Linked DNA regions of Homo sapiens: region 2 is linked to region 1. The links are chromatin loops, found by intact Hi-C in ENCODE. Cell type or tissue: IMR-90. All regions are shown on one strand. Links, peaks and the distances in the headings refer to the core of each region. The heading gives the core; the rest is flanking DNA. Region 1 overlaps ADTRP (androgen dependent TFPI regulating protein). Region 2 holds the start of LOC107986567 (a long non-coding RNA gene).

Region 1 (11,083 bases), core at 1,103-9,102:
ATGCTACTGTATAGTTTCCTAGGGCTGCCGTAACAAACTACCATGGACTGGGCTTACACAACAGAAATTGATTTTCTCATAGTTCTGGAGGCTGGAAGTTGAAGATGTGGGCAAGGTCGGTTTCTCCTGAGGCCTCTGTCCTTGGCTTGCAGATGGCCGCCTTCTCCCTGTGCCCTCACGTGGTCTTCCCTCTGTGTGTGTCTGTAGTCCTCATCTCCCTTTCTGATAAGGACACCAGTCATAGTGAATTAGGGTGCACCATCGTGACCTCATTTTAACTTCATCACCACTTTAATACAGTCATATTCTGAGGTCCTGGAGGTTAGGATTTCGACATATGAATTTGGTGGTGGTTGGTGGGGGATATAAATTAGCCCATAACAGCTAACATTGCCTCCCCTGATCGCTCCGTCTGTTATCGTGAGTCAAGCTCATCCTGAGTTTTATAAACATTGCATCGTCTTTGGAGAATAAGCAGACCGTTCGGGTGGGATGGGCTGATCCACACCTGTCCCTGCTGCCCTCCTGGAAGCCTCCCCATGGAGCCTGGGAGAGGCTCTCTCGCTCTCCGTGTGCCCCAGCTGCTCCTGGCAGCCCCTTCACGCCCCAGCTCTTGCAGGTTTCTTTTCCTTGGCGGCTCCCTAGTGCCTCCCTCCTGAGCCCCCACGCGGGGGTTCCACCTGCTTGTGGTGAATTCGGACAAAGACGCCTCAATGTTGAGTAAGCTCGATGGCGACAGGGCTGCCTGGCACACACCGTGGGCACCTAGAGAGGCCCGTGTGCCATAAGCCTGAGAAGTAACCGTGAGCTGGGGTGGAGAGGGAGAGGGGATTGACAAGTTGGAGGTGTAAAGCAAGTTTTTATTGATGGAGAAGGCCCGGAGGATCTGAGTAATGCGTTCTTTCCCCCAATCCGATTTCCACATCCTGTGACTGGGAGAGGCAGGAGAAAGTCAGGAGGAGCTTGACTCACGATGACTCTAGGAAGCTCCAGCCTGAGGAAAGCAGGTCACATGGACTTCACACGCCGGGCGGAGGCGGCCTCTCCCCAGAGAGGGAAGGCCTGGCCCAGGCTCAGGATGGGATTAATTGCCCTGCTGATAGAACAGCGCAGGCCTCTTCCCCTGGGCCCAAGCCTGTGCCTGCTCTTCCTAACTACAGCAGCAGCCTGGCCTGCTGCGGCCTGAGCGGCTGGAAGTGAAACCAGGGTGAGGCGAGGCTACTGGTGGGGGAGGGAGAGAGGAGGGAACTTCTCCCAACTCCCTGTGCAAATGACTACACATCCAAATTCTGCAGCCCTGAGGGTGTGAATGTCAAAATCACCAGCAATAATGAGAAGTATTAGGGTGGCAACCCCTTCCTGCCATTTAAAGCTGTTGCCCCACCCCTCCCTGGGACACCCCTTTCTGGTTCGAAAGCTCCTCCACCCCAGGGCCCATGATTTCCTATCTTCTGGCTCTTCTACCCCCGGCCGTTCTTTAGTACCTTTATGTCCCTTTCCCTTCCTGTCCCTTAGACAAGGACCTTTCCCTGCTGTCTGCTGCCTGCTTTTCTGTTCTCCCCTCTCCTCTCTCCCTTTCCTGCAATCTTGTTCCACAGGAGGGCTCAACAGCCTGCATCTCCCCAGCCCCGCCTCTCTTGAGACTGCAGGGTCTGAATTTCCAAACGGAAGTTCCTCCAGGCAGGTGGTTCTCAGCCTCAGCTGCCCGTGATTAGAATCACCTGGGAGGATTTTAAAAATCCCAACCCCTAGGCCCTAGCCCCAGACTGATTACATTAGAATCTCTGGGGGTGGGAACCAGGCAGCGGTGGTTTGTGAAGTGGTCGTTCATTCTCCCACCTGGAGATAATTGTCTCTCTTCTGACCTCCCACAATGCTTTATCTGAACTACGCTCAGAAACCTGATAATTTTTTTTATTTTTTCGAAGTCTAGCTCAAGAACAGGACTGCTGGGTTTGACATCTACCAGCCAGGAAGCTTTAGGCAGGTTTGTTTCCTCGTTTGTAAAATGGTGGTGGGCGGGGGAGTCTAATGATAGGACTTGGCTCGTAAGGTTGTTATGAGAATGAAACACAGTTCAGTGCCTGGCACATACCAAGTAATGAATAAAAGTCCGCTTTATAGCTTTGAGTAGTAAGATTTTTGAGGGCTAAACTTGGGTCTCATTCAGTGGTTCTAGCTTTAGCCTACATAAAGATTAAATAATCTTTTTCTACATTTAAAATCTATATTTTATATTCTGTAAAGTGTATCTTAATAAGGTTGGCCAAAAATTTCTTTTTTTTTTTTAACTTTTATTTTACATTCAAGGGTACATTTGCAGGTTTGTTATATAAGTATAGATTATTTTGTGACCCGGGTAATCAGCTTAGTACCCAATAGGTAGTTTTTCAATTTCTCCCCTCATCCCACCCAGATAAACAATCTTTAACAAGCTCTGGAGAAGCTTCTTAAAAAACAAACTCTTGGACCCCATTTCCAGAGATTTTGATTCCGTAGTCTGGGATAGGATGGAGGTCCTGCATTTCTAACAAGCTCCTGGGTGATGGGTGTAGCTGGTCTGACCCACCTCTGTATCATTTCCTGCCTACGCCCTCAGCCCAGGAGCAGCATGTGGCTGACTTTGCTAGGTCTTTCCTAGAGTCCAGAGCTCAAAGATTGTTCCCCAACAGCCACCTTGATCAATCCCCAGCCCAGCTCCCCAGGCTCTAGAACCTTCCTGACTTATACCCTAAAAGCAGAGTCCAGACCACCCCTCTTGTACCAGTCCAGGGCTTTCAAGGATTTGGATGGATTCTGTCGCAAGCCTAACTTAACCCCACCCCCCAAACTCCATATCTTCATGACCTACCAGTTCTTAAATGAGAAACCACAGAACTGTACAAAGCAACAAGAATGTACAAAGCTTGCCTTCCATATCGTATTACTTTCTTGAAAAATACCCTCCTTCTCTTTCTCCTGGCTTTGGGGGCCACACAGCACTTAGTAACCCACCAGCGCTCATGGCTTGCTCTATCCCCTTGGATTTAAATTGCTGCCACGGCCAGATTGTCTCGGTGAGGCCTGCAGGTGCCCTATTTAAGGAAGAAAGTGCACCGGCTCTTCTTCGGCTGAGCAAGGCACCCTTTTGTGTGCCTTTCTTGGGAGAGCACAGAGATTCGTGGTGGTCCTCTTGACCTGATTCCAGTTTCTCTAGTGAGATTTCAGCACTAGGCATTTTTCCTAATTTTCCTTCCCAGGAAGACTCCTGACTCTGTCCACCCTGTATCTGCCTCTTTGCCTTTGAGCTGTTTATTTGGTTCTTCCAACCTCTGTGCCGTCAAGGTATCCATCTCCTTACATTCCCCTTTTAGGCTGACTCTTTATTTTGTTTCCATGTTAGCTCAAGTCCATTACACTAAATACTGTACACATTATTGTCCCCTAAACAAATTTGCTCAATCAGTCTTAGCGAGCAGGGTCAGGACCCAATGAGCTGGAAGCCCAGCCCTTGAATTGGCTCTCAACCAAAACAACCCAACAGCCCTCTCCCTCTCAAAGCCACATTACTCTCAGAGGGATGGAGTTTTCCATCAGTGAAGAAGGTATTAATTAAAGTAAATGAAAATGCCCTCATTTGTTGTAATGGATTTAGCTCTTGCAGACCATTTTCTACGGGGTCACCTGCCTGGATGATGTGCTGAAAAGAACCAAAGGGGGAAAAGACATTAAGTTCCTAACTGCCTTCAGAGACCTGCTTTTCACCACTCTGGCTTTTCCTGTATCCACGGTAAGTTTCAAAGATGTGTACATAATCTAACAGAAATGTGCATATGGACAGACGCTTCTCCTGGGCAGCCAAGCTGTTTGGGAGCCCATAATTGGAAACCACACCCACTGCATTTACAACAATGTCCTGTCTGAGGACTGCGCCACATTGCCCAGTGTCTTTAGGAAATATGGCACATTAGTGATCAGCTTTATCACTAGCTTTTGTACCTCTGCAAAGGCTTGGTACAAGGTCCTTATTGCCGTCTAATGGGGAAGTTTGAAAGACCTTTCTTAATCAAAATACAACTGAGACAACCTTGGTTCCATCAGGGTGATGGGAATGGAGAGCCCTGGGGAGGGAGATGACGAATTTTCCCCTTTTATACATCTTGTTTCACTTGCTACGATAAGTATATGTTACTTCTGCAAGTGGAAAACCATCAAATAATTTTTTTTTTGAAAAGAGATATGAGACCTTCAAAGGTGGCACATGGAAAAGACAACCGAGGAGAGAAAGACAGCCTGGTGTGGGGTACACAGTGGGTGCCTCATTCATGTTGCTGAGTGGATGGATGTCAGGAAGAAGTGAGACATATGGCAGGGACAGTAAGCTGGTATGCTGATGCCATCCACATTTCTATGACATTGTTCATGTTTTCCATTCGTTAGCTAGAATGGAAATAAACAGAGATCAGGCATGCTGGCTGCCCAGCAGGGCCTATAATTAGAAATGACTACCTTCTTCTACCTGTCATTGTCCTGCTTCCTATAGTACAGAACTTAATTTAAATGCAAAATGCAACTCTCCAAGCCCTAGTGAGTTCTCTGATAACAAAGCAAGGATACCTATTACTTTGCAGGATACCTCTACCTCTGCCCACGTAAAATCTTCTAATGACCAAGCTTTTTGGTTTTGGGGGGTAGGGGAGGGGTTTGAGATAAAGTCTCACTCTGTTGCCCAGACTGGGGTGCAGTGGTGTGATCTCGATTCACTGCAGCCTCAACCTCCCAGGCTCAAGTGATCCTCCTGTCTCACCTGGCTACTTTTTTGTATTTTTGGTAGAGACATGGTTTTGCCATGTCGCCCAGGCTGATCTCGAACTCCTGAACTCAAGTGATCTGCCTGCCTTGGCCTCCCAAAGTGCTAGGATTACAGGCATGAGCCACCAAGTCTGGCTATAGCCAAGTTTTTAAAATCAACAGTGAAGTCTGTTTATTTTTTGAGGCTTAGAAATGGAGTGTGTGAAATGTCAGAAGATAGGAAGATCAGAAGTTTAATAGTTTTTAACTTCCTTATCTATGCGTTGACTTCGTAGCATAGAGGATAGATGCTTTGACAAGAGAGGCAAGGAGTACAAGAGGAGATCAATTCAAAGTTCTGAGCACCAGGGAGATCCAGCCCTCAGTCAGCTAGCTTGTGCATTTTCCAGGGAGATTGGCACTTATGGTTCTCAGGCTTCCTGCTTCCCCTAGCCATGCCTATTTAGAGGGTGGACAAGGAACGTGTATGACTCAAGCTACTCCATGTGCCTACTCTCAGCATTCCTGGTGAAAGTTTAGAAAAAGAAGTTATTGGTTAAAATAAATGACTAATGGTCTGGGAATCCTGTTTATTCATATCTTCTCTGCCTGCCACGATGACAAATAATTGATCTCTAACTCTCTGGCACATTGAGGAATCCCCAGAAAGAGCAGATATAGCAATGAAATAAAGGGAAGAATGCTTATTGTAGAATTACTGTAATGTATATGTACTACATTCCTATAATGTATATGTAAGATATCTTTAAAATGGTTGTCTGTTTTTATTTAGCTGTGTTTCCTTGATTATCTTAGAAAGCTCTGATTAAAAACAAGCCTAATGATGCTATTTTTTGTGTTTTATTTTCCAGTTTGTATTTTTGGCATTCTGGATCCTCTTTCTCTACAATCGAGATCTCATTTACCCCAAGGTCCTAGATACTGTCATCCCCGTGTGGCTGAATCATGCAATGGTGAGTGAGGGGAAAATTCAGTGAACTCAGAACACCAATAGCCTCTGTACTGAAAACTCCACAGTGCCTTATCTATGTTTCCAAATGTCTCAATTCCCAGCATCCAATCTACCTCATCACTGTTTATTTAAAGGGCATATTGAAGGTATGAAATGAACACAAGCCAGTGCTATAATTACAGTGAGTCTACTGAGAACACAGGAGATGTCCAGGTGAGAGTCTGCCATGTTGCTTAGGAAGTCTTTGAAAAGACACACAGTTCTGAGAGGACAGGCCTGAAAGAGAAGTGACTTCTGCAAATATGTCATAAACTTCCGATGTGTGGATGGAATGAAGTAAGCTTTAAAAAAAAAGCCCACCCCAACATCCAAAGAATATCTCATAGCTGAGCAGCAGCTACTTAAGTAACACACTTTGTCACGATTCTGCATCACAAATGGGATTAACATTTACATATTTCTAGGAATACATTTCCATTTGGTTTTTTATTCAGGCTTGTGTTTTGGAGAGGCCGAATAGTAAACAGAGGCTGTTCTGAGATTTTTAGGTCACTGGAACCTGAATATCAGTAACAGGGACCCAAACAAGCAAGGCTGGCATGAGGTTGCCAGGTCTCGGTTGGAGGAGGATAACTGAATCATCGGCACAATGTGAACAAAGTAATTGTTCAAATACCTAACTCAGCTTCTCAATACTTACAAATGTATCTCCACATCAACCAGGAGATTATAAAAAGGTCTCAGATTCTGTGAAGGTAATGACATTTAAATACCCAGGGGATAGCCGGGTGTGGTGGCACGCTCCTGTAATCCCAGCTACACAGGAGGCTGAGGCAGGAGAATCGCTTGAACCTGGGAGGCGGAGGTTGCAGTGAGCCAAGATCGCACCATTGCACTTCAGCCTGGGCAACAAGAGTGAAACTCTGCCTCAAAAAAAAAAAAAAAAAAAAACAAACCAGGGGAAAGGCACAAGGAAGTGGCATGTCAAGACTCCTCAAAAGTTCACTCACAGACTTTCTTCCACCCTCACTCTTGCCCATCTTTCCATGGTCTTAAAACTCACAAGATGACCAACTCAGAAAAGCAACTCAGTCCACTAACACTGCCCCTGCCACAAGCCCCAGTCTCCAGAAAAAAACTAATTTCAGCTTAAATTTTGTGCTCAGTCAGTTATTGATGATTGACTGACTAATAGACCACAGCTCTGAACTCTTTTGGAGTTCAGGACCAGAACTACCTTACGTAAGTCTGACCTCTCAGGAACCCTCCTCCTCTCAACTTTTTCTTGTCAAACTCTTCACCTTCCCAGTTTCCCATGAATGTTAATCTGAGACACTGATGTAGTGAATATTCCTGCTTTTTTTTTTTTTTTTTTTTTTTAAGAAATGGTACTTTATATTGTCCAAAGCATGTTTTTCAGGTATGGGCTCATTTAATTCACACAGCCTTCTTTAGAGAACTACTATAATCCTGATTTTTACAAATGAAAAAATAAGATAAAATAAAAGCTCAGAGAGGATAAGTGATGTGCCTGAGGCCACTGAACTCATAGGAGGCACAGCTAGGATGGAAATCCGAGGCTAATGCACCCTTCGTTGCCTTTTGCTGCAGTAAGTCCAGAACTTGTGATTCGATCTGGTTTTGTTTCCTAATTCACCAGGCAATCAAAAGGACCTCGCTTTGCTTGATCAATACAGCAAAGTGTGAATTCTTACTTAAAAAAAAAAAAAGAATCCTCATCTGTATGCTACTAAACCAAAATTCTAAGAAAATGAAGAGATTTGAAACTACTGGCTGAGCTAGCTGTTACTAAAATAATAACAAAGCAGAGTCTTATAAGTATCTTTTATGTGGTGCCAAATGCACCTAGCAAACATCTTCTCAAGGTTTGTGTGCTCATCTTGTAGCTTTTTTCACAATGACTACCATCTCCCCCCCACTTCAGGGTTGATGTAAAGTTGGATTTCTTTCAAATAGTTATGATGATGGTGTCCAATATTTGTGACCTTGCTAAATAAACAGCCATATGGATTTGTGATAATTTTGGAAGCAGAGAGCTGGATAACATACATCACATCCGTGAGCTAATTAGCAAGGCAGATACTGTGCAACGGAGATGCTTAAATATTTTTGTGCCTCACAAGCTGAGGGGTGCTGTGGACCTTGCCCCTTGCCCTTTGGTCATTCAAGTAACCTGAATCCCTCAGAGAAAAGGAGCAAGGGTCAAAGGAAGTGGAACAATGGTGACAAGGAGAGAAGAGGAGGAGGAAGCTACCCCAGGTCATATACAGATGTTTCTGTGTTTCTCTTAGTTTGATTGAAGAAACTCTCAACAGATCCATCTTAGGAAAAATGTTGGTATCAGCAAAATTGGCCTCAGGTGTCCCTAACACAGTCATTCCCAAACTTCCTGCCTTCTTTTGGTGTCTGCTCCAAATTAAGTGTCCTAATAAGTATATCTCATCTCTGTCTTCTAGACTGTGTTCCTTGTTCTGGACATTTTCTGTCCTCACTATTAAATGTTCTTGGCCTATTGCCTCAAGGAATGTTCTCTGCCAAGTTCTTAAATACTAGTGTGAACTCATGGTAGAAATGGCTGCTACTGTGTCAGTTTGTTAACATTTCCCACATTTTGCCAGTGCCTGTCCATGACAGTCCAAAGGAAGGAATACAATTCTGGGAAATCACCACTATGGCAGCCAGAGTAATGACGGGCAGTCCGGCTGGGCATTTGGTACTAGGTGCCTCTGCATGGGGCTGGCCCTGTCCCCTGTACAGCTCCTTTTTCCTTTCCACAGTAGAAGAACAATTGCCTTCCATCGCCAGTGCCATGCTGTCCTGAAAGCTTCTTTCATTTCTCAACACTCCCTGTGTTTGCTATTTTAGCCTTAGCTTTGGAATATTTTCCCCATTGCCATTTATGATGCTGCCCCAGTTGTTATGAGTAGTATCTGTCAAAGTAAGAAATACCACTCTCCCCTTGGACACAGTGTGGTTGTAGGACCTTCATGATTAATCAAGTCTTTGGACTGCTCCCAGCTCAACCCTTGCAGCTCATTGGAAACTTGTCATTGCAGCAGGACTGTTCTAAGCACATTGTGTCTCTAACAGACATTTTCCTGCCTTTGTTGTGTATTCAGACTAAATAGAAACATCAGTGAGATATTTGCATCCACCGTGGACAGGGCACCTTAATTAAAGTAGATCAATCTGACTGTTTTAGTGCTAAGCAGTTCTCCAGTCTTCATAAAACAAGGGAAAGAACAGCAAAGTAGCCCTTCAGGTTTTGCCAGGAAAACATTAACTCCTCAGGTCTTATCTAAATGCCTACTAAAGATAGAATCAGAGCAGACAGATTTAAATAGCAGTAAGAGGACTCTCAGTAACTGAGAAAATTATCAGATCCTAACCCGAGGGGAGCTGGGGGACTTATTTCTCTGGAAATCAACCTAAATTGTTCAGGTCGCCCCAAAGGAGAGGTGAAATAGATCAGAGAACTCCTCAGAGCCCCTTCTATCTTTGAAAATAGTACATGATTATTGAGAACGTGTGTGCAAACTTCAACAGCTGTCAAGGACTGCATGAATGTAAGGTATTCTCATGTAAAACTTAAGAATTCCCAGCCAAGATCCACTAGCTTATTCTCAATCCATGATCACAGAGTCTTAGAACTGAAAAAGTTTCATTGATGTTAAGGGGGGTTTCAAAACAATCTGCTATTGAGAGACAGGACCTTCCCTGGCTCTTTAAATTGGAGAAAGTCCCAGATACAGCCACCTAGTTATTTAATATGTTGTCATTTATTCACTTGAAAAAGAGCAGTTAAGTACCACTATGCGTGTGACACTATGATTGATATTTATTGAGGGTTTTGACATCTAGCAATCTTAAATCTGGTTGAGTCTAATGTACACACACGAAGTTGAAATAGTGAGTGAATGCTTACACAAGGCAGTGGCATACTGGTGTTAGGCGGAGGGACATGGTTATTGCTGAAGGAAGAACATGGACAGGAGGGGTTCTGTGCCCTACCTGTCCTGGCCTGACTGTAACTCATGAGCAAGGCATGGCTAGTTGGCCTGGATGGCCTTTGAGCCGTCTCCCAGGGATGTGCTGGGAAGTCAAAATGCCCAGGGAGTAAAACTTAAAATCTTCTAGTTTCTCCCTCAGTCATAGCATGCAAGATGATATCATTAGCATTCTGACCCAATCACAGATTTTTCTCTGCCACCCATAAGCTTGGTGTGAAATTGTTGGGCTGCTAAGTGGGGGTGAGTAAGGTCAGCCACTCTTCATCCCAAGCATTGCAAACTCCTCCCACCCTTCCTGATTCCTCACCCTCAATTCAGCCCCAGCCCTGGGCATAGGTCACCCACAGTCTACATACCTTGGTACAACTCAGTGGTTTTCAACCTTGAGGGAAGAGGCTCCTCTGTGAACCTGAAAATATCTATAGACTGTTTTTCCAGGAAAATACAAATACCCATAAAATTTTGTGTACAATTTTAGGAGGCTCATGAGCCCTCCAAATTCCATTTATGGGCCTCTTACCTAGAACACCTGACATAACTGAACATACACTTGAAAAGAAGGTCCCCAGATGATTTCCATTGCTGAGTTCAAATCAAAAAGACAAAATGAAGAATCACTCATTTGAAAATCACTCATATGTGCTTTGGGCTATTGTGTCCTTATGTGGGTGACAGGAAAAACATCAAATATGGTCCCTAATCTTAAGAAATTTAAAAGAGATATTATATACCTAATCTAATATGCAATATAGCTAAGATGTATAATAATAAGCAAGACATTTGATTTTAACATAAGGAAGTGCTAAAAAGTATTTATCAGATGCCTGCTATGTACAAGGCCCTATTCTAAGAGCTGAAAATGCAGCAATGAACAAGACCATCGAAAAGATCTGTCCTTGTGGACTATACACACATCCCAGTGGGGAAGATAAGCAGTAAACACACAATAAATAGGGCGAGAGAACGGAGTGGTGTGTGGGTGGGTGTGTTTGTGTAAAAAAGGCAGGTTTAATAGCGTACAGGGAAATTATGGTGGCCAAGGGATGCCTCTATGATGAGCTGATATTTTAATAAAAATTTGGATAGGGTGAAGGAAACAGCCACAGGACATTCTGGCAGAAGAAAGGCTCAGGCAGCAGAACAGTGACTTTAAAAAGCCTCCAAGGAAATACTGGCATCTCTAAAAAACAAGAAGACCAGCATGGCTGGTTCAGATTGAGGAGGGAGGAGATAAGAGGGTGTAGCCAGGGTTCAGATTATGCCTCATGTGACTTGCAAGGAGTTTGCATTTTATTCTGAGTATGATAGA
Region 2 (11,083 bases), core at 1,741-9,740, 49 kb before region 1:
TGCGAAGAATGTTGCCATATAATGTGCTCATTTGTAAAAGCAGTAAACTGAGTCACAGAATAAAGAATGATTTTATTTTTACACTTCCTTGAGAATCGATACCAAAGACAGAAATGTCACATAAAATTTTCAAATCCTGCACCATACTGGAACAACTACCTTGAGATTGCACTACCTTTACAAGCTGAGCACATCAATGCCTGAGAATCATTCATTGTGTGTCTGAGAGAATAAATAACTGTACTTTTGCAACTGAATATTGATTCTTCAGCATTCTGTCATGTTAGACACACCATTTCAGTTGAATAAAGCAATTTTTTTTTTCAGTATTGCAAGGAGAAAAAATAATAGCTGTAGGACAGAATTTCATGCCTCCTAATATATCGGTTGCATAAATGGGAGTTTCAGTTTTAAATTTACCAGTAACCATGTCTCTCTTACTTTTGTTACTCTCCCCAGTAATATCCATGCATTTAGGATTTAAAGTGGGGGAGAAGGAGAATCACAGATCAAGGGAAAACTGAGTTTTTCTTTTCCAGGCTGAAGGAAACCAGAAATTAATAATTATATAATGGATTTTGTAATTGTCCTTTTTCTCATAAGGACTGACACCTCAGCCGCCTTGTCCATGGGGCAGTAGACCAGTTTACCAACATCTTCTGTTTGTAAGACAAAACAAAAACTCTGTAGAACCTCATTCACCTTACTTAAAGTATTCATTTACTGGGAGCTTTATATTAATATATTCCATGCTAGGAAGTTGAGCAATTCAAGGGGTAACAGAACTTTTTCAGGCTTCAAAAAGACGACTTCCCATTTTGGAGCTTCAAGATCATAGCTGTGGAAAGGTCCCAAAGAAAAGTCACCTGCTCTTCTGTTCAATAGAGAAACAGTGCAGTCCTTAGAGGCAACAGGAGAATGGCCGCTCTATGAAACTACTACACGTGTGTATATATATATATGAATACAAAAATATCTGTTGATTTTATTTCATATAATAAACTACTCTATTTTTATGTGTGGTCTTTGATCAAAAATTCCAGTTCCCATCCTTGTTTAGTTTGGCTGCACTCACTGGAATTCTATGGCAGAATCCTGTACAGATGAAAATTCATATAATCTTTATCCTAGTTTACAGAGACTTCAGAAAGTGAGATTACTGAATATCTGTTTCAGAAAGTTCTTTCCCTATTTTTTTCTTTGCAGGAGTTCTTCCTCAATAATTTTATCTTTTTGTTCATTTGCTTTAAAAACTATGTATACGCGAGGATTTTGATTAAGTAGTTTCTCTACCAACTTTCCAGGCTGCAATAATTGTCGTTGTCTTACACTTTGTTCAAAGATCTTATATGCAAAATGTAAATATCTGAAAGGCTTTCCTTTTACTTATTTATGAAATAAATTCGTTGAGTCTGTGTTGGTCAAGGCCCACACTGGTGCCGTGGAGAATGCTTGCAGTGGACATATACGTGGAGCTGCGCAGGGCATTCCTCTGTGCTTGTTTCAGCTTGGCTCTGGCTCTCTTCCCTTAGGTTTGCTTAATCATCACGCTGTTAGCAAAGTAGACAAAGAAGTAATGGCAGAAGGGCTACCTCTGTCTCTTTCTTTGCTCTTTTTTTTGGGGGATGGGGGCAGGTGGGAAGCAGGGAAACTTTTCCCGGAAGTCCTCCAGAGTTTTCTTGTATTTTATCATTGACCAGGATTTTGTTCTAATACCATTGCAAAAACAATCACAAATAAAAAGATGGGATTACAATGTTTGGTTTAGACTAACAGATTTAGATGGAGTAGATGTTAGGAAATCAACCACAGTAGCTACAATAGGCATGCAAAGAAATCATAAAGTGCAAGATAGAAAGTGATAAACTGTAAAAAAAGACACAACTAAAGTGCTTTGGGTATTAAACCTGGAGAAATTATTTCCAACTAAGGATTAAGAAATAACTGACTTGTGAATTGAAGCCTGGATTTAGGCACAAAAAGATGAAAAAGGGTACTTGAATTTGCCAATCAAGAAATGATAATAAGAAAAAATGAGGCATCTATCAGGATACAAATCACATTAGGCTGAAATAAAATGTATAGGAAGATGTATCAGTTAGCTCTTGCTGTGATAACAAATAACTCCCACATCTCAGAGGCTTGTAACCACATCCATTTATATCTTGCTCTCAGATCTACTTCTTGTCTGCAGCTCTGCCTGACCCTGTTCCAAGTGTCTTTTCACTCCTGGACCCAGGCTGAAGGAACAGCCCCTATCTGCCATATACTTCTCTTGTGGCAGACAGTAGAAACCAAACCTATGGCGAAGTTTCTAGGGGCGCAGTGATCGGAGGTATTCCCTGTGAGATGAAGCCAAATTTGTGATATCTTGCACCTTCTACCACCAAGAAAGAGGCATAACAGCTGGTGAGTTTTTGAGCTCTGGAGGCAGTGGATGTCATAGTTAGGTGTGCTGTTCTCGTCTATGTTCCAAGTTATCTTTGACCCACACAATTTTGCAAAGAGTTAAGAACAAGAGAAAGATCTGCAGCCTGGGCATGGTGACTCATGCCTGTAATCCCAGCACACTGGGATGCTGAGGAAGGCAGATCACTTGGGGTCAGGGGTTTGAGACCAGCCTGGCCAACATGGTGATACCCCATCTCTACTAAAAATACAAAAATTAGCCGGGCATGTTGTCACTCACCTGCAATCCCAGCTACTCGGGAAGCTGAGGGAGAATTGCTTTAACCCAGGGGGTGGAGGTTGCCCTGAAACTAGATCATGCCACTGCACTCCAGCCTAGATGACAGAGCAAGACTCCATAAAAAAAAAAAAAAGAAAGAAAGAAATCTGCAGAGCAGATCCAAGCTAGTACTTAAGCTGCTCTACAACTTGAGAACTTAGGTCTACCAGATCAGATGGTGGATGGCGTGTCTGAGATGGCCTCTGGAGTCTCCAGAAGCCTCAAAAGGAGAAGCACTATGCAGGCCTTTAGACTTTGGAGAGCTATGCCCTCTTCTGCCATTAACTCTTCTCACTGGGAGAAACAGCCTATGTCTCCCCAGACTTAGAGCTCATCTTTGTATGGGCGGTTCCTAGAGAGATGCCCAGAGAGTTATAGGTGTTCAGCTAATGGTGGTTAGATGTATGAGCCTATGGAGTGAGTGGCAGAGAGGCTTCTGCTTGGCTTTGAGAGGCTTTGATCCAGGCTTCTTTATCTGTATGTTCGTGCTGGTTACAGGCAGTCCCATGGCCCACAGTCCACCACTGCAAACAAAGGAAAGACTTTCTAGGAATGATCATCGCACAGGTCATGCCTTTTCAGTCATTAAGCCTCTTCCACAGGTAGCAGGAAGCTGGGAGGGTGTGGCTGTGACCAAGGAAGAACCTGGCAGATCGAATTTAAATCCAAGATGCCGGCCCTTGGATCGGCCTGACCCAAATTCACTGTGGCTCTGTTATTCTGACTAATTTTCCCTGGAGTGTAGGCTAATCTGTGAAAAGAGAAAACATACACTTGCCTATCATGGGAAACAGGTGTTTGCACTGTGAATCGCTCCACACCATCACACCGAGGCACGTTCTCAAAAGGGGGCGGATGTGATGTTTTTTGACATCTGATAATGTTGAGGATATGACCAGACTTGCTCCCTTTCAGCTGAGAAACAATCCCCTCTCCTCTGTGGCAAGTAGGAGGATGACAGCCAACTTTCATCTTCCCTGACAAGATAACTCAGACATTTTCCTCAGGGAAAGGCGATTGATCATTGGGTTCGGCTGGAGAATAATGTGGAGTGAATGAAAGCACTCACAGAACTCCGTTCTTTATAGCTGCCTCCTTTGAAAACATGCGAGAACTCACAGAATAGTCTTCATTAGATGAGGAGCCCACTTGGGATTTTTACTTCTAAAGGCTCTTGAGTACTAAGGGCTGTGACAAGAGGCCATTTCTGCTCCACAATGTAGACCAAAAAAGCTCTCCTCAGCCCCCCAAATACCGCCCCTACCCTAACTACTCTGGTCAACATGGATCTCTCTCCTCTGTGAACTCCTCAAAGCTCTTTTTGCCTGAAACTTACTGCAGAACATTCATTATAGATATCATATGAGATCATGTGCTGTCTTCTTATATTTCATGTCATTTCTGGTAGATTTAAAACTTCTCAAGCACAGGGGACCTATCACATACTTTTTTAGTCATCTCTATGGGGCCCAGCGCAAAGCAGAGTATGTAAATGGTGCTCAATAAGTAATCTGATTGATACAGTCACAAGCACAAGGAGTAAAAAGAATGTGTGAGACATTAATCATATTATGTCAATTTCCTTTTAGGCAACTTCATAAAAAGCCATTACCAATTTACAATTGAGCATAATAATAATAATTATTATTATTATTTGTAACCTAGATAACAAGCAATGCTCCAAGGCCCATGACATGAACACTTTCCTGCCAAGCTGAAGCTGGTCCCTTTGCTTGGGGTTTTTAACAATAGGATGGAAACATCATCACCTTCTTAAACCTAACGAAAGTACATCTACACAAGAACTTCTGTGTACTGTTCTGTTATCATACCTTAAAATGATAACTGAGAGTTTAGAGACCTGCAGGAAGCATTTCAAAGAGTCAAGTGATTGGATGAATTATTTTGGGGCCATTAATTGACATATTAAAATTCCTTACTTAGACTACTGCAAGGCTGGTAAGAGATTAAAAAATTATAAAATCATGAAGATAAAAATAGAGTGACCACAGAATTACCAAAGAAGTACTATAATTCTACCACCTAAAGACACTCAGTGGCCGGGCGCGGTGGCTCACGCCTGTATTCCCAGCACTTTTGGGAGGCCGAGGCGGGTGGGTCACCTGAGGTCGGGAGTTTGAGACCAGCATGACCAACATGGAGAAACCCCGTCTTTACTAAAAATACAAAAAAATTAGCTGTGCATGGTGGCACATGCCTGCAATCCCAGCTACTCGGGAGGCTGAGGCAGGAGAATCGCTTGAACCCGGGAGGCAGAGGTTGCGGTGAGCAGAGGTCATGCCATTGCAGTCCAGCCTGGGCAACAAGAGTGAAACTCCGTCTCAAAAAAAAAAAAAAAAAAAAAGACACTTGGCAAACAATAGGCTTGGAGACCCCCTTATTTAATGGTCAAATGACTAAATATATAAACAGATCTTGAAAGGATTGGAATCAATTAATGGTGCATAGAGCCATAGTATATTATTAAGGAAATCAGGAATACTTGGAGTGCTTGTATGAAGGGCGTATTACCATACTTCTCAGACACATCATACTGAGGGAATAAGGGTATTGGACTTCTTTATTATTATATGTCTTCAATTCTTATCCTCAGTCTGAAATTATTTTCTCTTTTTTTTCTGAATTCTTACAGAATTTTATCTGTGCCAACAATATAATCTGTATATTTTCTTCATTGTATTAGCAATACATGTCATGTATTCTACTAGATTTAGAGGTCTTTGATGACAGAAATAATGATAAGTATGATGATGATAATAATAAGAGCCAATATTTATTATACTCTTACTGTGTGCCATACTTTTTGGAATTTATTGATTCAGTCTCATTTAATCACATTGCATTGATCTTTGCATGTCTTTTAGGTCTACTCACACTTGGAATAAAATTATCTGTGAAATCAACAAATGGTAAGCAAGCTCGATGGTTTGTTTTCCCATCAGGTAACCTGGAAACACGGGCAGATCTGATTGAAATGCAGATTCCTCACTGGTTTTTTCCTCCCTTTATAATTTTTCAGAAGCCTCTTTTACCAGGCAGGGAGGGGCAAATCTTCTGAGGGCATATTTCCCTCCCAGGCCCTAGTGCATTGGTATCTACCTAGTAGGTTCGTAGCAAATGCCTCTTGACTTATATACTCCACAGCACTAATTGTGAAAAGGAGGTAGCATTGTCATTAGCACAAATGATAATAGCTTGGGGACACAGTTGCAGGTTATATACAGTGAGATGCTACCATTGCAGATTTACAATGAAATCAATATACAGTGTCCCATGAAGATAATGAGGTAGAAAATGCATATATAATTCACATGTTCCAAATAAGCTCTGTAATGAGTTTGAGAGGTCCCTGCGTATTTCTAATTTGTCTACATCTGTTGAAGGTGGGTGGGTTCTAAAATGTGGGCTTGAAATCTCTGAACACCATGAAAATAGTAAAAAAGAAACTGTGAGTGTTATTCCAAAGCTCTAAAAGGCTTAAAAATAAATCCTAAACATCCTCAAGAAACTCCCACTCTTAGGGAAATTATTAACTTGTGAGTAATGTGAAGACATTCTCAGCAGATTCCCAGTCACATATCCTGCCATCTACATTGTTTACTCTTTAGAGTGAGCCCTTCTTATATTTCTCATGGACTTCCAAATACATAGAATGGCCCAAATAGAAAGAACTGCTCTTCCTGCTCCTTTTTTTATACCAGCCCTCATCCCTCCCAGCTCCAGCTTGGCATTTTCCTGGGAGTGCAGTCTTCTGAGGGAACTTGCCTTGGGCCAATGGAGGCTGGGAGGAAAGAGACGAAAAGGATAGAGGTAAGAGAACCATGCCAACCAGTCTTTGAGCTCCTCATTACCGTGAGAAATTCTAAAATGACCTGGCTTTGTAGCCATCTACAGAATTTCCTTTAAAGAGAAAGTTGGACCTTGTAGAGTTTCCTCCTTTTCTGATTAGGAGGGGACTCTTAGATCCTGGCTCTGAGAGTTTGCGAAAGTTTCTTTTCAGCGGTGGGTGGTAAGTCAAGATGGCTGAATTCCCGAGCTTTCTGGTTATATGTGAAAGTTCTCAGCCTCTACCCAAGCCTTTTTCTCTGCCAAGTGGTGCGATAAAACTTGTGAGAACAGGTTTTCCTTGTGAGGTAGCTGATGCATCTGCATCCATTTCTGGCAGAAAACCAAAGCAAAAAGGGATTTAGAGAAACATTACAGAACATCATAGGGGCTTCATATGCATTTGCTTCAGAAGTTTCATGATTATTCAAGGGAATGTGTTTTTTGTTTGACCTTTACCCTAGCCATCTCTCATAGCTCTCACACTAACTCTAACCCTGCATAACCATCCAAGACCCAGGGAAGCCACTTTCATTTGGATGAATTATAAGCTTTTTGCCAATTCAACATGATCAGCGTGTGGCCCAGTTGGTCTTTTTCAACAATGAGCTTCCACAATAATAGGGCCTTCGGTCTCAAAGGCCTTTTCCATGAGTTATCACTTTTAATCTTAGGAGAGAATCACTCCATCTGTCTCTAAAATTCATTCATTCCAACATCTCAGTTAAAGCAAATTTTTCTATATTCCATCCTTTGTCTTTAATAAGAAACAGAATCGAAAGAGAAATAGGTATCCTTGGCTTTCCTTCAGAACTGAAGAGGGAACACAGCTAGCTCTTGCACTCTCCAGGGGCCTCTCAACCAGCCTCTGATGGCAGCACCATAATCAGTTTAACCTTTGCTCACCCTTCCACTCCCCAAGACAGCAGCCATGGAGACTGTCAGTCACCGAGAAGCTGGGCTCCCCCACCTTCCTCTTCTCAGTTCTGCTGGGAAAAGCCCATAGGATACCAGCTGCCCAATACATGCTTGGTGGACAATCCAAGCAAGCACTTATTTCCCCTTAGAAAGCTTCAAGATCACCAACCAATGTAGAGTTATAAAGTGCTTTACTGATTATCTCATTGAACTCTTAATACTGTGAGGCAAATGTCTTTGTCATTTTGTAGAGAAAAAAAATCAGAATTTTAGTGAGATTAAGTAACTTGTACAAAGTCAAGTTACTTGGATTGAACCCATGTCTTTTGGCTCATTTACAATTGGAGTACATTTACAATATCCTTGCTATTCAAAGTGTGCTCAATGGATCGTCAGCATTACCTGTGATCCTTGGGCGCTCCTCAGACCTACTGAATCTGCATTTTAATCAGATCCCAAGTGATTTGTGTGCACACTAAAGTGTGAGAAATACTGTTGTACAGTGTAACTATCTCCAGCCAGAGGGAAGTTCAGTTGAGGCCCCAAACGCAGAGTGACCTAATAATGAGATGGATGTGTCCCTGGTGGGAACATCAAGGCAAGCTCTAATTTTGTATTATTCATCTGCAGTTAGTTTCAAGATTTAAATCTCCCCAACTCTTCCAAGTTGAGTGAAACAAAATCTCAATCTCTATGGCAGACGGATATCTGGGTATCTGTCCAATATTTCCTGAGGGGGAACGGGGCATTGTTTTCGTGTTAATCTTTTTGAAGCTCCCTAATAAACACAGGCTCATCACTTCTGTTAATTCGGGAGTCCTGGCTGATGTGTCTTTTAAGAAAGCCCATTTAGCTTGAATACTCTTGGAGATATTCAAAGATAAGACATATTGATTTTTTGCTTGAACAAAAGCTGCTTTTGATTCTCAAGATAATTGGTAGTTGTAGGGGATATGGAAGGGCTGGAGAGGAGACAGCTGTAAAGTCCCCAAGGGGAACAGGAAAGAAAGCTGCCTCCGACTTCATTCTGCTGTTCTTTGCACATCCTCTACTAGTGAGGGCTGCATAGGCCATTCAGTGCCTGTCTTTAAGATGTCATTATTTAGATAAAAATATGTCTGGATTCTTTTCACCTTCTGTCTTTCCCAACTTTCCATAGCAGTTGTCAGGAAACCAAATGGCACAATTTCAAACACTGGGAAAGTCCAGTTATCCAGAATGCACCCACACCCTGCCACTCCATGCCAAGAAGTCCATTAAGATCATGTTTCTGCTCAAGGAATACTCACTGATACTCTGGAAAACTCAGGCGGTTAAGAGCCACAGGTCCTATTGCACATAGGTGACACTTTTGTGAAAAAATTTTGGCCCCCCAAGCTTAAGCTGTTTAACTTGGGCATTGGAACTCTGAAATCCAGACTCTTCATGACAAAATAACTCTGAGGGGGAGCTGTTTCTTCCTCCTATTGGGAGTGCCCTGGACCTAAGTGAAATGTGGCCCAGTGCACAGGTGTGATTCTTCTCTTCTGTTCTGGGTACCACACGTGGGACTCACAAGCATGATTCAGCCCACTTGGATAACTCTGTTAATAGAAGTATGTGATTATTTTTCACATCATCTTTCTTATATAGTAGATGTTTAATTTGATTGGTTGTACATAAGTATGTATTACTTCACCTTTTTCTGTTCTTGAACAAAAATAGTACCTCTAACCACAGTCTTTCTAGAATCTAGTCCAACTTGGCCTCTTTAAGAATCTAAATCTAATGAATCCATTCCACTATTCATAACTCATTCTACCACTTGGATTCTCCATTCTAAATCTCTGGGTCTTCCATTGACACCTTCTAGTCCAAATCTATGCTGATAGAAAGATGGATTCTCTCCAAATGTCTACTATGTGCTTGCTACTCCTGGGCAAGTTGGGACCATCAAGGCTGATCATTCAATCTAAGTAGAAAGCTTGTATTAGAGACTCCATTCAAGGAACCAAATCTCAAGATTGTCACAAATCTGTGCAACATGTAAGCCCTATGCAGAAATCTGGAGACATTTAGCATTTCCCTATATTGGAAGAAATGCTTACCATAAGATACAAAAGTAAGTAATTTTTTTATTTTAAAAAATGAATATAATTTGTATTATGCCAAAAGACAAATCATATGGTTGTCCCTTACTCCAGTAAAATCTCTAGACTGTTACAGAATGCCCAGCTCTGTTTCTGCAAGAGTAATAAGAGTTCTCCTTGGGTTGAATGGTCACGCTTGGTGGTCCCAACTCACCCAAGAGCAGCAAGCACATATTAGGCATTCAGCAATTATTTGTTGAATGGATAATGACATGATTGGAAAAGAAGTGATAGATAGATTAACTGGATTTCCCAAGGCCCCTCTTCTGCCCCCACTCCCACCTGAAACACAAATACCTACCATTTGAGTTGCTTTCACTTACCCAAGAGACTATCAGCTGCTCCAGATTTTGGGGAGTTTTAGACCAAAAGCTTAGTAAATATTTCCTAAATCAAAACCACACAGGCAGAGTTCATTCAGTCTACTAATTGAGAACTATTGCTTTCCATAGTGAGACACGCAGCAGTTTTAAGAAAGAAATAGGCCTTGAGAGGAAAATATTTGTAAAGGGAACAAAAGCAAATGCTGTTGTGTTTGCCAATGACATCTTGGAGAACCGGTGGGTATTAAAAGAGGGAAAACAAAGAGGCCTGATATTATTATATGCCTTTCTTTCAAGTACACACATACATACACCAAACTCAGCCCAGCCCTTTTTAGGGGGAATGTTTCTGGCAGAAATAATTACTCTATACTTAGTGCTGCTGGAGTTGTGGCCCCACGGCGAAACAGGAGGTACAAGGAAATGAGGTGGAGCTGCTGGGGAAAACGAATGGGCAATGAGCAATTTACAAAGGGCTCGGTTTGGTCTACTTGGAGAGAGGAGTGTATATTTTAGAATATCACATGTAATTAACACCGGAAGAGGGGAATGAAATGGTTCACACCAGTGATTCCAGGGAGCTTTTGTATGAAACAGACGAAGGGGAAAAAACCTGATTAGGCACTGGCTTTAAGTACAGTTTCCTTGTATTTCCTTTTTCCTCTTTACCATATAATAACATAGCTTAAAATTAGTTCTGACAGCTAATCAGAATGAGTGGCTCTTTCTTTTCCTGGAGTGGTTAACAAGTACTGTGCATTGTGCCAACACTGCACACTGCTCAATGGATATAAGAAGAGAAGAACGAATTAGTTACTTGGTGGCATGCAGCTCTGCATCTCTCTTCAGTTGAATCAGAGGGATCCTGTGGTACCAGGGTCTGTGATGTGTCCGAGGGCAGTGTGGGAATGTTGTCATCCAGCACTGCTACATGGGCGACTCCTCCTCCCTGCTGGCCCGAATGCTTACCTCCCAGCCGGCTCCAATGCCTCCCACTCACAGTTACTTCGGCTTCTGATGGTGCACTGGAAATCTGTACTGTAAAGATGGAGTGTTGAACTAAATTTAGGCTGTTGAATGATAAAGCAGGAAGTAGCTCAAGACAGAAATACAAAATCAAATCAAACTCACTCTTCAAG

The links. Hi-C counts contacts between places; a loop is a spot of excess contacts. Peaks named below come from ENCODE experiments on the same cell type or tissue, not always from the same donor. Only the 100,000 strongest peaks of a DNase experiment are listed, where the experiment ranks them.
Region 2: a loop joins it to region 1, with 2.7 times the contacts of the local background. A loop is called at or near these places in 7 of 110 quality-filtered maps.

Annotation. Positions count from the first base shown.
Region 1 is chr6:11,760,935-11,772,017 of GRCh38, reverse strand. ADTRP (androgen dependent TFPI regulating protein) reads left to right here. Exons shown (of 6, transcript NM_032744.4): 2 at 3,635-3,769; 3 at 5,643-5,744. Among named protein-coding and RNA genes, the nearest start is that of ADTRP, 12 kb to the left of the region's middle. RefSeq lists enhancers at 485-1,008, 828-1,122, 1,009-1,530, 1,531-2,054 and a silencer at 8,460-8,702. In IMR-90, for the core only: a CTCF peak has its summit at 5,740; a DNase peak (open chromatin) is centred at 5,257; H3K27ac peaks cover 2,355 bases.
Region 2 is chr6:11,810,742-11,821,824 of GRCh38, reverse strand. LOC107986567 (a long non-coding RNA gene) reads left to right here and starts at 10,559. Exons shown (of 3, transcript XR_001743970.2): 1 at 10,559-11,083. LOC124901257 (a long non-coding RNA gene) reads right to left here. Exons shown (of 2, transcript XR_007059451.1): 1 at 11,076-11,083; 2 at 10,762-10,982. In IMR-90, for the core only: no CTCF peak of the experiment used is centred there; a DNase peak (open chromatin) is centred at 6,324; H3K27ac peaks cover 355 bases.